Linked DNA regions of Homo sapiens: region 2 is linked to region 1. A link is a contact called in ENCODE Hi-C or POLR2A ChIA-PET data. All regions are on one chromosome and are shown on one strand. Each heading gives the region's core, a stretch centred on a gene start or an enhancer-like site at or near the end of the contact. The rest is flanking DNA. Distances are from core to core; before and after follow the strand shown.

Region 1 (6,178 bases), core at 1,676-4,175:
TCCTAGATGTTCAGCCTTGAGAATGATAAGAAAGTGCATATCTGGGGTTTGAGCTGCCTGGTCTCACGACGTGGTTATGGCAGCCCGGGAAAATCAGTTCACCCAGCTCTGCCTGCATGCAGAGAGCCACGTGTGCTTTAGAGTAAGGGCTGACAACGACGTGGTTCACGGGCTGTACCAGGGCCCAGCGAGGTGTGTGTGTGACACGCAGCTTCTCACACCAAAGCGGTAGCATTCCCATTTCACAGATGGGGAAACTGAGGCCTGGGGAGGTCAAGCAAGTATTCCAGGGTCATGTAGCTGGAATCTGTGGACACAGCAGGTGTTCTCAAACCTGGCTTCACAGTGCAGTGGCATGGGAAGCCTTAACAGGCACTGACTCCTGGGCTCCAGCCCACACTAAGGGAATCAAATTCTGGGCAGCAGTTTTCAGGGCGCCCCAGGCGATTCTCAGGTATAGCCAGGTGCATAGCTACTGCCTTGTACCTCATTCGTCTGGCTGGCCTTAAAAAACAAATAAAGTACGTTAGCAGTGCCTTCCGTCCCATGCGGCAGCTCCCGTCTCCATTTCCCCTGGCAAAGTGGGTTCACTGTGTCCCTCACACTCATGGTGGGGCAGCTTGTGTTTCTGAGACCATTAGCACGGGCTCTGGAGCCCAAATGGCTGGGTTTGAATCCAGTCTTTGCTACTCATTTGCTGTGTGACCTTGGGCAAGTGGCTTGGTCTCTCTGGGCTTCAATTTCCTCATCTGTAAAATGTGATAAGAGTACGTACCTTGTAAGGTTGTGATTCACCAAGTTAGCCTTTGTAAAGTGCTTAGAGCAAGGCCTAGCATGTGGAGAGTGCTGGAAAAATGTTTGTTACAAACAAGACAACTGTCTCCTGTGCGTACCCTGGATGATGAGAAGCTGGGGAGATGGGTAGGAGATGGGAGACAGAAGCCAAGCCTGAGTCCACGCCGTGTTCCCTGGGGACCCGCGGCATCCGACACAGGGGAGGCCTCAGGAAACTTTAGCGTCGAGGAACAGGTGTCGTTTGTGCAAGGTATTCGGCACCACCTCCCCGCACCATGCACACCCCGTCCCTGTGGGAGGGATGGCGAAAGCAGCCCCTTCTGTTCCTGTGGAGGTCGTAGAGGGAGGCGCACTGAACCTGTGATGACACCAGCGTGGGTTTCTCCTCCAGGAGGGAGGCTTGACACCGAGAACCGGGAGGTTCCCTGCCTGTGAGTGCTGGCGGCAGGATGTGGATAAGCCTGTTCTTTTGTACTTGGTATATTCTCCTCCTCTTCCTGCATGAATGAATGCATATCCCTTTCGTTATAACAACGTAGTTTTGGGTGGGGGCTTTTTGGTAAAAAAAAAAAAAAAAAAAAAAAAAAAGGATAATACAGAAGTTGACTGAGTTACTTCAGGCAGATTTTTCTCTGGGGCATGTTTTAGCATTTCCTTGACATCCTCTGCAGGCTGCTCCAGGCCTAGGCCCCATCCTCACCTCTCAGAGCACACACCTGCCTGTGTTCTGGCTTGTGGTTCAGGAGCGGACAGCCATGTGTCACCTGGCTGTGGGTCTCCAGGAGCCATTGCAGGGGACCGGCCACACGGCCATATTCCAGAGGCCCTGAGCCCGGAGGCACTGACTGCATGGAATCATGGATCTCTGGGCTTGTGGGGCCTCGGGGACCTTGTGCAGAAAGCACTTCTTCTGGGGGGTTGGGCGGGCAGGAACACATGGCTTCCTTACGTGAGCCACAGTTCGGGTCCAACTGGGAGGGGCTCCCAGAAGAGGCTTGGGGACAAGAACAGGAGGGACCCTGGACCCTCTGCACTGTGAGCTCCCTCAGCAGGTCTGTGGCCCGTGGAGACGGCCCAGGTTTCCCCATTCGCTGGCCAGAAAGTGCAGAAAGGGAACTGCCGGAACCCCAAGTGTGCCAGCTCCAGAGCTGCGTTCAGTCCCAGCCTGCCTCCTCAGCTGACTCAGTTCTGCCCCGTCTCCTCTTCTGTGAAATGGGAATAAGAGCAAAACCTGCCTTAGAAAGAAAAAGGCTGCTGGGCGGATTAAGCAAATTAAAACAGGGGATGGTGCCTGCCACTTAGTCAGGCATCTCTGGTGTCAGCCCCTGGTACGATCTTCATTTGCTTTGTTTGTTTGTTTTTTGAGACAGTCTCTCTCTCTCTCTCTCTGTCACCCAGGCTGGGGTGCAGTGGTATGATCTCTGCTCACTTCAACCTCTATCTCCTGGATTCAAGTGATTCTCCTGTCTCAGCCTCCCGAGTAGCTGGGATTATAGGCACACACCACCACGCCCAGCTGATTTTTTGTATTTTTAGTAGAAACGGGGTTGCCCAGGCTGGTCTCGAACTCCTGGGCCCTAGAGATCCACCTGCCTTGGCCTCCCAAAGTGCTAGGATTACAAGCATGAGCCACTGCACCTGGCCTAAGATCTTCATTTGCTTTCTTGTGACGGCTCTGAGTCGTGTCCACGTGCAGGGGACCTGGAGACTCAGGAGGGTGATACATTTACTCAGCTCTTCAGCCAGAGGGGTCAGCCCTGGAGTAGGTGCTGGCACCTAACAGGAAACGAGCTGACATTCCACCTTGGGACACATAACATCTTTCGAGGGAGGCAGCCGTCAGTCAAACGATCACAGGAAGGGATTATAAAAAAATTCTGAGGTGGCCAGGTGGGGTGGCCGAGTGACTGAGCTGGGGTCTGAGGGCAGTGAAGGAGTTAGCTAGGAGATAGGAGAGGAAGTGTCCTGGCAGAGGGAACAGCCTCTGTGAAGAGCTTGTTCCCCTTCAGAGGAACAGAAGGAAGCCCTCTGTAGCCGGCACGTGGAGAGGGAGGCTGACACGGCTGATTGTTTTCCACCCTCGTTTCCCCCTCCCTTCCACAGTGAGAGTGTTTAACTAGGCAAGCTACAGAACACGGAATGCTTTTCCCAGGCTTTTTGACGGCTGATGTGTGTGTAACAGGCTGCGTGTGTCTTGAAGTAAGAGAAGCCTTCTTGCAGTAGCTGGGTGGAGACACGGTACCGAATCGCTATTGTGTGGGTGGACACAACCATTAACAAGAGAGGAAAATCCTGGTGATTTCAGAGAGCACAGCTCAGACCCTTATGTGAAAAAAACAAATTCCACCAGCACTTTGTTGGAGCCGCTGCTCCCGTGGTGCCTGTGGGTGCAGCTGAATCCTGGCTGTAACGCAGTGCACTTGGATGCTGGGGCTGGAGGCGGTGGGCAGGAATCTCCGCTGCACCAGCTCTTGGCATGATCTGGGCTCCAACCCTACTCCCTGGTGCCAAACAACATGCTCTGAGGTTGTTTTATCACTTAGTTCAGCCCAGTCTGGCTTCAGTTATGCTGGGCAAATGCTCTCGTCTGATAACCTTCTAGGTCACAATATGAACTGTGATATTTTTCCAAAAAGCCATGGGAAGCCCGGGCGAGGTTTGTGGGACTAACCAGTCACAGGGCCCGTCTGTGACAGCACCAGGGCTCAGAGGCACGTTCATGGCCCTGGTCTTTTTACAGAGTTCATGTCGATGTGAGGAATGGTGTGGTTTGGGGAAGCTCGTGGTTTGGGGAAGCTCGTGGTTTGGGGAAGCTCGTGGGTTGGGGAAGCTCGTGGTTTGGGGAAGCTCGTGGGTTGGGGAAGCTCGTGGGTTGGAGAGGCTCATGGGGAGGCTGTGAATGCTCCGCTCACACCTCGCCTGTCTTAGGGGCCATTCGGCCTGCTGCTGCGTGCGGGACATGGCACCCAGGGAGCCCGGGTGTGATTCCTCCAGCCCTGGAGCCAGCTCAGCCTCCCAGGTCCCAGGGGAGATGGGGGCTTTCTGGGGAAAGGTTTCTTTCTTGCATGGAGGAATCCTGGGTACATGGTCTCCCTTCTGTCCCTGGCCTCTGCCTGTCTGGATGGAGGCAGCAAGTACACAGCTGGCTTGCTGCCAGGCGGAGCAGGAGGCTGAAGTGCCCCAGGCAGAGCAGAGAGATGGGAAGACCCAGAGTCCCGAGGTGTTGATGAGCCTCCGTCACCGTCCCTAACGTGGCCTGTCCTGGGGCATCCAGATGGTGGGTTGGTGCATCTCCTTTTGGCCTGAACCAATTTTAGCTGAGATTTCTGCTGCTTCCCAACACAGCGTCTTCACCAAGGCTGGTGCCAGCATCTGTCCTCTGCACGTGTCCTGACAAGACACCTGTTAGGTGTTTTCCTGGGGCTTTCGCTTCTCTGGACGCCCCCTCCTGGGTTCCCTTTGCTTTTGTTGATGGCTCTGCCTGTTCCTGCCCAAGACCCACTTTCTCAGGGCTTCCTGGCCGTTTCTGATGCCACCCTGTGCAGGCTGGGTGGACTTCGGAGGGGCTCACCCCATCATGGTGCTCACACTGACTGGGGAGGAGCAGACCCCATTTCTGTGGTCCTGAGAGCTCCTGCTGCTGCTTTTTTTTTTTTTTTTTTTTTTGAGACAGAGTCTCACTCTGTCACCCAGGCTGGAGTGCAGTGGCATGATCTCAGCTCACTGCAACCTTCTCCTCCCGGGTTTAAGCAGTTCTCCTGCCTCTGAGTAGCTGGGATTACAGGCACACACCACCATGTCTGGCTAATTTTTGTTTTTGTTTTTTTAGTAGAGTCGGGGTTTTACCATGTTGGCCAGGCTGGTCTCGGACTCCTGACCTCAAGTGATCCGCCCACCTCTGACTCCCAGAGTGCTGGGATTATAGGCATGAGCCACTGCGCCAGGCCTCTCCCTGCTTCTTCATTCATATGAGAGCCCCCTCTTCTGACGTCAGAGGCTCTCGGATGCCTTTGTGATGCTGTGGGACCCAACCCTCCTAGGCCGTGTCTTCAGGAAGGAGAAGTGGAATTAGGAGGGTCCCCAGGAACCCACCCGGTGCTCACAGAGCCATGGGACGTCACAGCACCCCTCTCTACCGTAGCCTCCTGCCCCTCTAATGCTCTCCACTGGGGCCTCACCTGGAATTTCTCTTCTGGAATAATGATCTGGGCCTTCCCCTTCCCCAACGAGGCCTTGCCCAGCAAGCCTGGCTGCCCCAGCTCTTCCCTGAGGCCTCTCCAACATGTGGGAAAGCAGGATGTGGAGGAGGAACCAGGGCTGGGGTTGGAGAGGCTACCTGGGTGCCCGTGCGGGGCTGCTGCTTGCCAGGGGTGTGGTCTTAGGGAATTACACGCTACTCATGTATCCCGGCTTCCACATTACACAACGGGCCTCCACACCGTTCCCCACATCCTGGGGTTGTTTGAGGATTCCATAAGAGACTATCTGGAAGCAGGGCATGCGGGAGGAGTTGGCGACGAGCCAGGCAGGTCCTGCGGGGCGTGGGTGGGACCGGCTGCATCACTGGGGGTGGGGGCGGCCCAGAAAGTCATGAAGAATCTCACGTTGGCAACAGCAGAGGGTTAGACCGAGGACGAGGTCCTCTGTACACTTGAGAAGCCAGCCCTGCATGTGGGGAAGAGAGCCCTGGTGGCCAAGCCCTTTTAATATTTATGTCCTGGCCCAGGTGATACTGGAAAGTGGCAGGACTCCCCAAACACCAAGGTGTCAATGGGCAGTGACACTCAACTGTCACTTCCAGGAGCCTTTGCCCTTTAATCCAATATCGCAAGCAGGGCAATATCCAGAGACATCATTCCCTCATGGTGGAGGGTAGGTGGTGTCTGTGAATGGCATAGTGTGGGAAAGAAGCGTGTGGGTTTCACAGGCACCCTAGGCTCCAGCCTTAGGACCAGCCTGAGGGTGACAGCCCCATGCAGCTGGAAACAGCTGATTTCCAGGTTCTGGGTTCCAAGGTGGGCAGCCCCGCCCACCACGGTGACATCATGTGCTAGGGAGGCCTCTGGACCTCATTACTCTGGCAGTTTTTATAGGATTGGGTGCCAGGCCATAAAGCTGTCAGGGAGGATGCTGCCCCTTGGCCTCCTTTATGCCAGTCCCGGTTGTCCCACGCTGCCAAGGCCTGGGCCTTGCTGACCTCTGGCTCTGCAGTGACCGCTCCCATATCCACGCAGAGCCTGCCGCACGGCTGCATCCCTGTACATGCTGCTGACTGCAGCTTGCCATTTGGTGCCAATGATGCTTCCAGGTTAAGTCTCGTTAGGATAATAAAAGGGATGAAAAAACAGTATTTGAGCTGTATTTTTTCCTGGGGTGTCATGAC
Region 2 (6,754 bases), core at 1,706-4,205, 56 kb before region 1:
ATTTGAGTAGGATCTCAAGGCCAAATATGGTCCTTCAGTGATCTGGGGGTCACACCCGTCCCTTTCCATGAGTGCAAATAATCAAAAGTTGGCCTGTTCATTCTACTTTATCAGCAAATATCTTGTTTTTAAGGGTTTCCAGGAATTGTACCTAAATTTTAATTCCTTTTCCAATTAGTCAGTACTCCAGTTGGAGGAACTGACATTGATTATAACCACTCCATCTATCAATGCCGCCTTCTCAATCCACTTTCCTTTCTTCTTTGTTTTCTAACTCACTGGCCTAGGAGACTAGTGGTGCTGCTAATTCTGCAGAGTTCACAAAGTTTCTTTCAAATACAGTTTTTTCTCCTTCGGATTTGTTGAATGAATGAATGAGTCACCATGAGATTTCAATCCAATAGATTTTTGTGTGTTTGCTTTATGAGGAATGAAATGGAACGTCATGACTTCAAGGGCCCCAGGGACATGTGGATGGGTTTCTACAGAATGTAATGCAACTTTGAGTGAGCGTTTCTGGGCTGAGAGTCCATATCTTTCAGAAGAATTTGAAAAGGCCCCAGGATCCCTTCAAAAGTTAATAACAGCTGACAGTTTCCCAGTGCCTTTTGCTGATGGCTGATTGGATGGGGGCCATATTTTAGGTGCCCTGACTGCCTCTTCTAGAGGTGGCGTGGGGGTGTCTGGAGGATGGAGTGAAGGTGGTCAGCTATGGGAGTGGGGGTGGGGGGTGGGAGAGAGCAGGGCTTTTGAAGATGCTTCTGTATTTGAGTCCTAGTATTTCACTTTGTGGAAATTGCTTAATCTCTCTGAGCCTCCATTTCCTTATCTATAAGATGGGATCTAGGAAAATGCACTTCCTAGCTCATACAATAGCTGGGGGGAAGGGAGGGTGTTCAGTAATACAATGTACAAATGAGATAGCTATACAATGTATATATATGAAAACTACTTCCTAGATCGTAGGGTAGCTGGGGGGTTCAGTGATACAATGTACATATGAAATAGGTATACAATGTATATATATGTGAAAACTACTTCCTAGGTCCTAGGTAGCTGGGGGTTTCAGTGATACAATGTATATCTGAACATATATACAATGTATAGCTTGGATTTAATGATACAATGTACGTATGAATACATAGGTACAATGTGTATGTATATACAATTATGACTGAAGCATAACAGTTCCTTTTCAGTGCAACTTTCTCTCGCTATGGTTATGACAGCTGTCATAGTAGTTGCCATTGATTGAGGACTTACTATGTCTTAGTTACTCTCCCAAACCTTTTTCCATGTCTTATTCCACTTAATCTGTCTAGGAAACCTTTGTGGTTGCTCCTGTAACACTGAAAGGCTCCGAGAGGATAGATAACTTGTCTAAGGTCACACAGCTAGTGAGTGGCAGAGCTGAGACTTGAATTCAAGTCTATCTGACTTGAAAGTTTGTGGCACCAGCTACCAGGGTGGAGTTGCATTCACTGTATGCCATGCTCCCTGCTTGAGCCCCAAGGGAAGTGGTGAGGGCAAGTGTTGGCGCATCTGCCAGATCTACCTTAAACACCCCCTGCCCCAAGTACAGGCATGTGCAAAGTGCCTGAGAGCCCAGCCATTTTGGTGGATGTGGGCCAGGTCAGCAGAGACTGTGCAATCTGTTCTGACTGTTAAGGTGGAGGTAACGCTAGGCTGAACCCCAGAGGACTCCCGAGGCTCTGGAGCAGGTGAGGAAGGGGGATGTCTGGAGCCACCCCCAAGGCCTGTGGCTCTCCCTGGCAGAGTTTTGCTGAGGCATATGATGCATACAAAATGCTCTGTGTACACTTGTGTAGGAAAAATCACCACCTCTGCAGAGGCTTGTTTACTAGGAGGGGAGGCGCATTCACAAATGAATAAACAAAAACAAGACCCCAGTCACTAATAAACATGGACCGCTGCACTGCAGGGTTCCCCTCTTCCTGCTGGGCCACCTCTGCCCGTCAATGGGTCTTGCAGCCCCGCCTGCCCCCCGTCGTGGTGTGTGAGCCCTGCAGGGTCAGAAACGCTAGGCTGAGTCTCCACCACCTACTCCACCACCTAATGGTTGAGTAACTTGGCTTTTAGCTCTGCAAGCCTGAGAGTCCTCACCTAAGTGTGACATGGGGCTAATCCTTCCCTTAACAACACCCATTTAGCACACTGCTGTGACCATGCAGTGAAATCGAGGACATTGTAAGAGGTTGCCACATGATGAGTATCTCCTTAATAAATGCTTTTCCTTCTAAGTGCTAAATAAATCTGAAAGAATAAATACACGTGAACTCGGAAAGGAAAGTTCTCTAGTCTCTCTGTGATTGGAACACACCATGTCTCTGGGCTCCCTTCACTGTGCTCTAGCGTGAGCGCTCTCTGCATGCTGGAATTGGAATTCACCCTTCTTGCCGTCCTGCTTGTCCTCCACAATGCACCCCTTTAGGCTCTCAAATGCAATCATTGCTGTGTTCTAGAACGGTGGTTCTCAAACTGGCTTCTTCCTTTGCAGTGTGCAGCATTCGGTGGCAGCCAGGGGTCATCTCAGAGAGAATGGGGGTTGGGGAGGTGGGCTGCAGACATGCTCTGGAGCCTGTGTGTGGTGGATTCCTTTCCTGGCATTGTGTTTATTCAACATGAGCCATGTTGCAAGGAATGGATTTCTACTAATTGTTCAAGCACCCACAGCTGCACATGTTTTGCTCTTAAAAATCTAAGAGTAGGTTCAGGCTTCTCCAGTTGTCTTTCCTACCCACCTCCCAGTGTGCTTTCTTGCCTGGGGCCAGTGCTTAGGACCTAGACATCTTAGGGGCCATTATTCAGGTGCCCGCAAATGGTAAAGAACACAGCGCTAGGAAAAGGTGAGAGCTTTACTACCCAAGCTACCTCCTTCTCCTGCTGTGCTTCCCATGGCACGGATCCATGACTGGCAGCTGAAGGGAAGGGGACCCGCTATCACTGCGCTGTGCTGGAGAGAAGGTTGGGGAGCAGCGCTGGAAGAGCAAATGCAAAAAACAGGTGTGAGGACATGAAAAGCTCCCAGCAAATGCTGTTTGTAGCCCTGGAGGGAGGGGGCAGTGACCATCAGGAAAACAAAAGGCTTCAGTAGCAGAGGTCACTCCTTGGCCCATTAATCCTTTGTGCTGGGGATTTTACAAGCTGTCAGCCCTCCTCCTTTGGGTCTGAGGGAGGGGTTGAACTCCCCCATTAGCTTTATGATGGCAGTTTTTCCTCCAGACACTACAGGGAGGTAATGCTTTGAGGATTTCTTGAGTTTGTCCCTTCTTACCAGTTAATAACATACTTGAAATGCTTGTTACCATGTGGGATGGGGACACAGCCTAACCAAGGCCCTTTCTAATCTGGGTCCTGCTTAATTTATGAATGCCCTCAGCATGTAACTCTGAATACCGGCCACATGGAATCATTTGCAATTTTCCTGAGCAATCCACACCCAGGCCTTTGCACAGGCGGTTCCTTCTGCCCGGAGCACGCACCTGACTGGTTCCTACTCATGCTTCAGAACCCAGCTCAAATATGGAGCTGGGGTTGGAATCTAGACCTGTCTCCACCTAGAACCCAGGTCTGTCTTCTTCTGGAATCCAGGTCTCTCTCCCTCCGAATGGCTTGGTCTTTACTACACAGTGGGACACACAGACCCTGGCCATGATCTGGGCTCCCCTATCCTACTTTTACCTCCTAGGACTTCCCGTCTAGAGCCCCCGGCCCAACTCCAGCCACTCTGGGCTCCTTCCTCACACCCAACGTGCGAGTCCCCTCCCTGGCCTTTTGCACGTGCCATTCCCTCTGCCTGGATGCCTTTCTCCCAGGTGTCTTGGAACTTTCTCCCTTCCTCGGGATATTTGCTCTGGGCGCTTTAGGACCGTGGCCCTCCCTGCCCATGCAAAGCGGCACCCCCAGTGCTCTGCAGTCTCCAGCCCTCCTCTGATTTTAAAAACCACACCATGAGGTGACATCACCAATATTGTTTGTTTTTCCTGATCTCCCCTGCCCCCACTAGTTGGCAAGCCCTACAGGTCCAGGACTTTATCGGGTGCACCTGCTGTATTCTCAGCCCCAAGATTAGCACCTGACACATGGCAGGTGCTGAATAAGCATCTGTTGGGTGAAATAATGCTGGACTCTCTCCAGGGAAGTTATTGGCCCAAGGTCATGCAGCTGTTGCTGGTGTAGATCCCAGTACTAACCCGACTGAGAGAAAAGTATGTAACAAAAGTCAGAGTGTCATTGCATCTGTGTGCATGATGGAATATTATTCTGCCACGAAAAGGAATGAAGCAGAGGCACTTGCTGCAACAGGGATGAGCCCCACAAACACGCTGAGCGAAAGCAGCCAGATGCACATAGCCACCCACCACCTGGTGCTGTTTAAAGGGAATGTTTAGAAGGGGCAAATCTACAGACACAGAACATAGGCTGCTGGTTGCCAATGGCGGAGGAAATAGGAAGCTTTTGCTTAATGGTGGTTTCTTCTTGAGGTGATTCAAATGCTTTAGAACTAGACAGAGATGGGGGTTGTACAACAATGTGAATGAACAAAGTGACATTGAATTGTTCACTTCCTTATAATTATTATGATTGTTATTATTTTAGACAGAGTCTTACTCTGTCACCCAGGCTGGAGAGCAGTGGTGCGATCTGGGCTCATTGCAACCTCTGCCTCCTGGGTTCAAGTGATTCTCCTGCCTCAGCCTCCCGAGTAGCTGGGATTACAAGTGTGCACCATCATGCCTGGCTAATTTTTGTATTTTTAGTAGAGACAGGGTTTCATCATGTTGCATCGGCTGGTCTCGAACTCCTTGACCTGAGGTCATCCACACAGCCACCCAAAGTGCTGGGATTACAGGTGTGAGCCACCACGCCCAGGCTGAATTGTTCACTTTAAAATGGTTAATTTTATGTTATGTGAATTTCTCCTCACTGAAAATAGCTCATGCACGCGCGTACACCCCCCCCCGCCCCCCCTGACACACACGCGAGAATCAATATCCTGGGTGTGACATTGTACTATATAGTTTTGTGAGATGTTACCATAGGGGTGAACTGGGTGAAGGGTACATGGGACCTCTCTATATTATTTGTTACAACTGCATGTGAATCTATAATGATCTCAAAATTTTAAGAACTGTTTCAAGGATTGTTATTGCAGATAGAAGATTGTAGATACTTATGTAAACTTCAATTACTTTGAAGTATAAAATTCAACAAATGTCTACCAAGCACACACGGTGAGCAAAAGGCAGAGTGGGGCTGGTACCTCCTGCCTGCCTATGCCGTGGGCTGGTACCCACCGCCTGCCTATGCCGTGGGGCTGGTACCCACTGCCTGCCTATGCCCTGGCCCTGCCCTGGAGTGTCTGGGAGTTTCCAGGTCTTCCCCTCAGACTGTCTTGGGAGCAAAACACAACAGCTGTCTCACGCCCCAGACGCCGGGGTTATCATGTTTATGCGCATGAAGCCACTGAAGATGGAAAATAGACAAGTTACAGGGTCTAGGTTATGCTGAGGAGTAAAATAGTTGATAAAAATGAAAATCAAGCCCAGCTTTCATCCAAACTGAAGCTGGCACGGGCTACAGAAGTTCGGTGTGTTTGCCCTGTAGCTGGCATCAGCTGGAATCAAGGCCTCCTAACATATGTTATGCAGCAAGAACGGATTGGATTATGAAGCTGTGTCTCAGGGTTGCCCAATTTGGAAGAAAAAGGGATTTTGAAGTTGATGGAACTTAAGCAGGGAGTTTGGCACAAACCCATTCTCACAAACTCCCTCCTGGGTGTTCCTGCTGAATAACCCCCTCTTGCCGCTGCACGATTGGGCATCGCTATTCACTGAGGGAAATGCCCCTCAGCGGTGTCTTTGGGATTGGAGGGCAGAGTTCTCAGTCCTCACATTTACCCACTGGGGCTCCGAAGCGCCCATTTTCAGGGGTTAGTTACAAAGGTAACATGGAGAAGGTCCCTGCAAGGTGCTCGTGAAGCCATAACCACTCTCAAAGGCATGAAAATTTCTCATGTTTAATAGAGAGCAAGCAAGCCTCAGCTCAGAGTCATGAGAAGGCAATTATAGCTAACATTTTTCATTATATTTATTTGTATGCTTATCTTCTTTTTAGGAAAAAATGATACTAGCGATTCATTTATAGTGGGGTATGTCATTACCATTTAAGATAATTAAGCAAAAAATGAGTGTATTTGGAGAAAACACTAAGTTGATGCAGATAGAAATTGTAGATGGATGCTAAAACCATGGGTGAAAATGTATTGGGAACCGGGCAGTTACACCTCTCTGTGTATGTCCCTGCAGATTAATGATGAATTACTAAGGAAAGATAAGAACCGTGGGGGACCCCACACCATAGCTAAGTGATCAAAATCCACATCACTGTTAATGGAACAAATGGCATCGTGTGCCTCTGATATGGGGCACTGAGAAGGGAATGCCTCCACTTCTGGGGTGTTCCTGCTGCAAATCATAGCCAGAGTCTCATCACAAGGACACAGCAGAATAACCCAAATTAGGGAAACTTTATAAAGTAAGTGACTCCAAAAATGCCAGTGATGTGAGGAACAGCAAAGGACTGAGGAATGTCTCAGATTAAAGGAGATTAAAGCGATGAGACGATTAAAGGCAGCACATTCTCCCCCACTGGAAAATGTTGCTGTGAAGGACAGTTGAGACGACTGGGGAAAACTGAATATGAGCTGTGTATGAAAGCATAGCAGATTATT

Evidence for each region. A loop is a pair of places that touch in the nucleus more often than their neighbours do. ChIA-PET counts read pairs that join two places held with the same protein, here RNA polymerase II (POLR2A). Pooled maps may share reads with other maps.
Region 2: a map of posterior vena cava shows a loop between it and region 1 (12-fold over the local background). The contact joins two enhancer-like sites. A Hi-C loop is called at or near these places in 1 of 168 maps with a recorded cell type or tissue (posterior vena cava) and 1 of 50 pooled maps. POLR2A ChIA-PET finds 5 or more read pairs at or near these places in 1 of 52 experiments (H1).

Annotation. Positions count from the first base shown.
Region 1 is chr16:87,040,547-87,046,724 of GRCh38, reverse strand. No RefSeq gene overlaps it. Among named protein-coding and RNA genes, the nearest start is that of LINC02181, 14 kb to the left of the region's middle. Within about 2 kb of position 2,925, at least 5 of the 41 ENCODE cell types and tissues checked have a DNase peak (open chromatin) inside an H3K27ac peak, as active enhancers do.
Region 2 is chr16:87,095,817-87,102,570 of GRCh38, reverse strand. No RefSeq gene overlaps it. Among named protein-coding and RNA genes, the nearest start is that of LINC02181, 41 kb to the right of the region's middle. RefSeq lists an enhancer at 2,853-3,568. Within about 2 kb of position 2,955, at least 2 of the 41 ENCODE cell types and tissues checked have a DNase peak (open chromatin) inside an H3K27ac peak, as active enhancers do.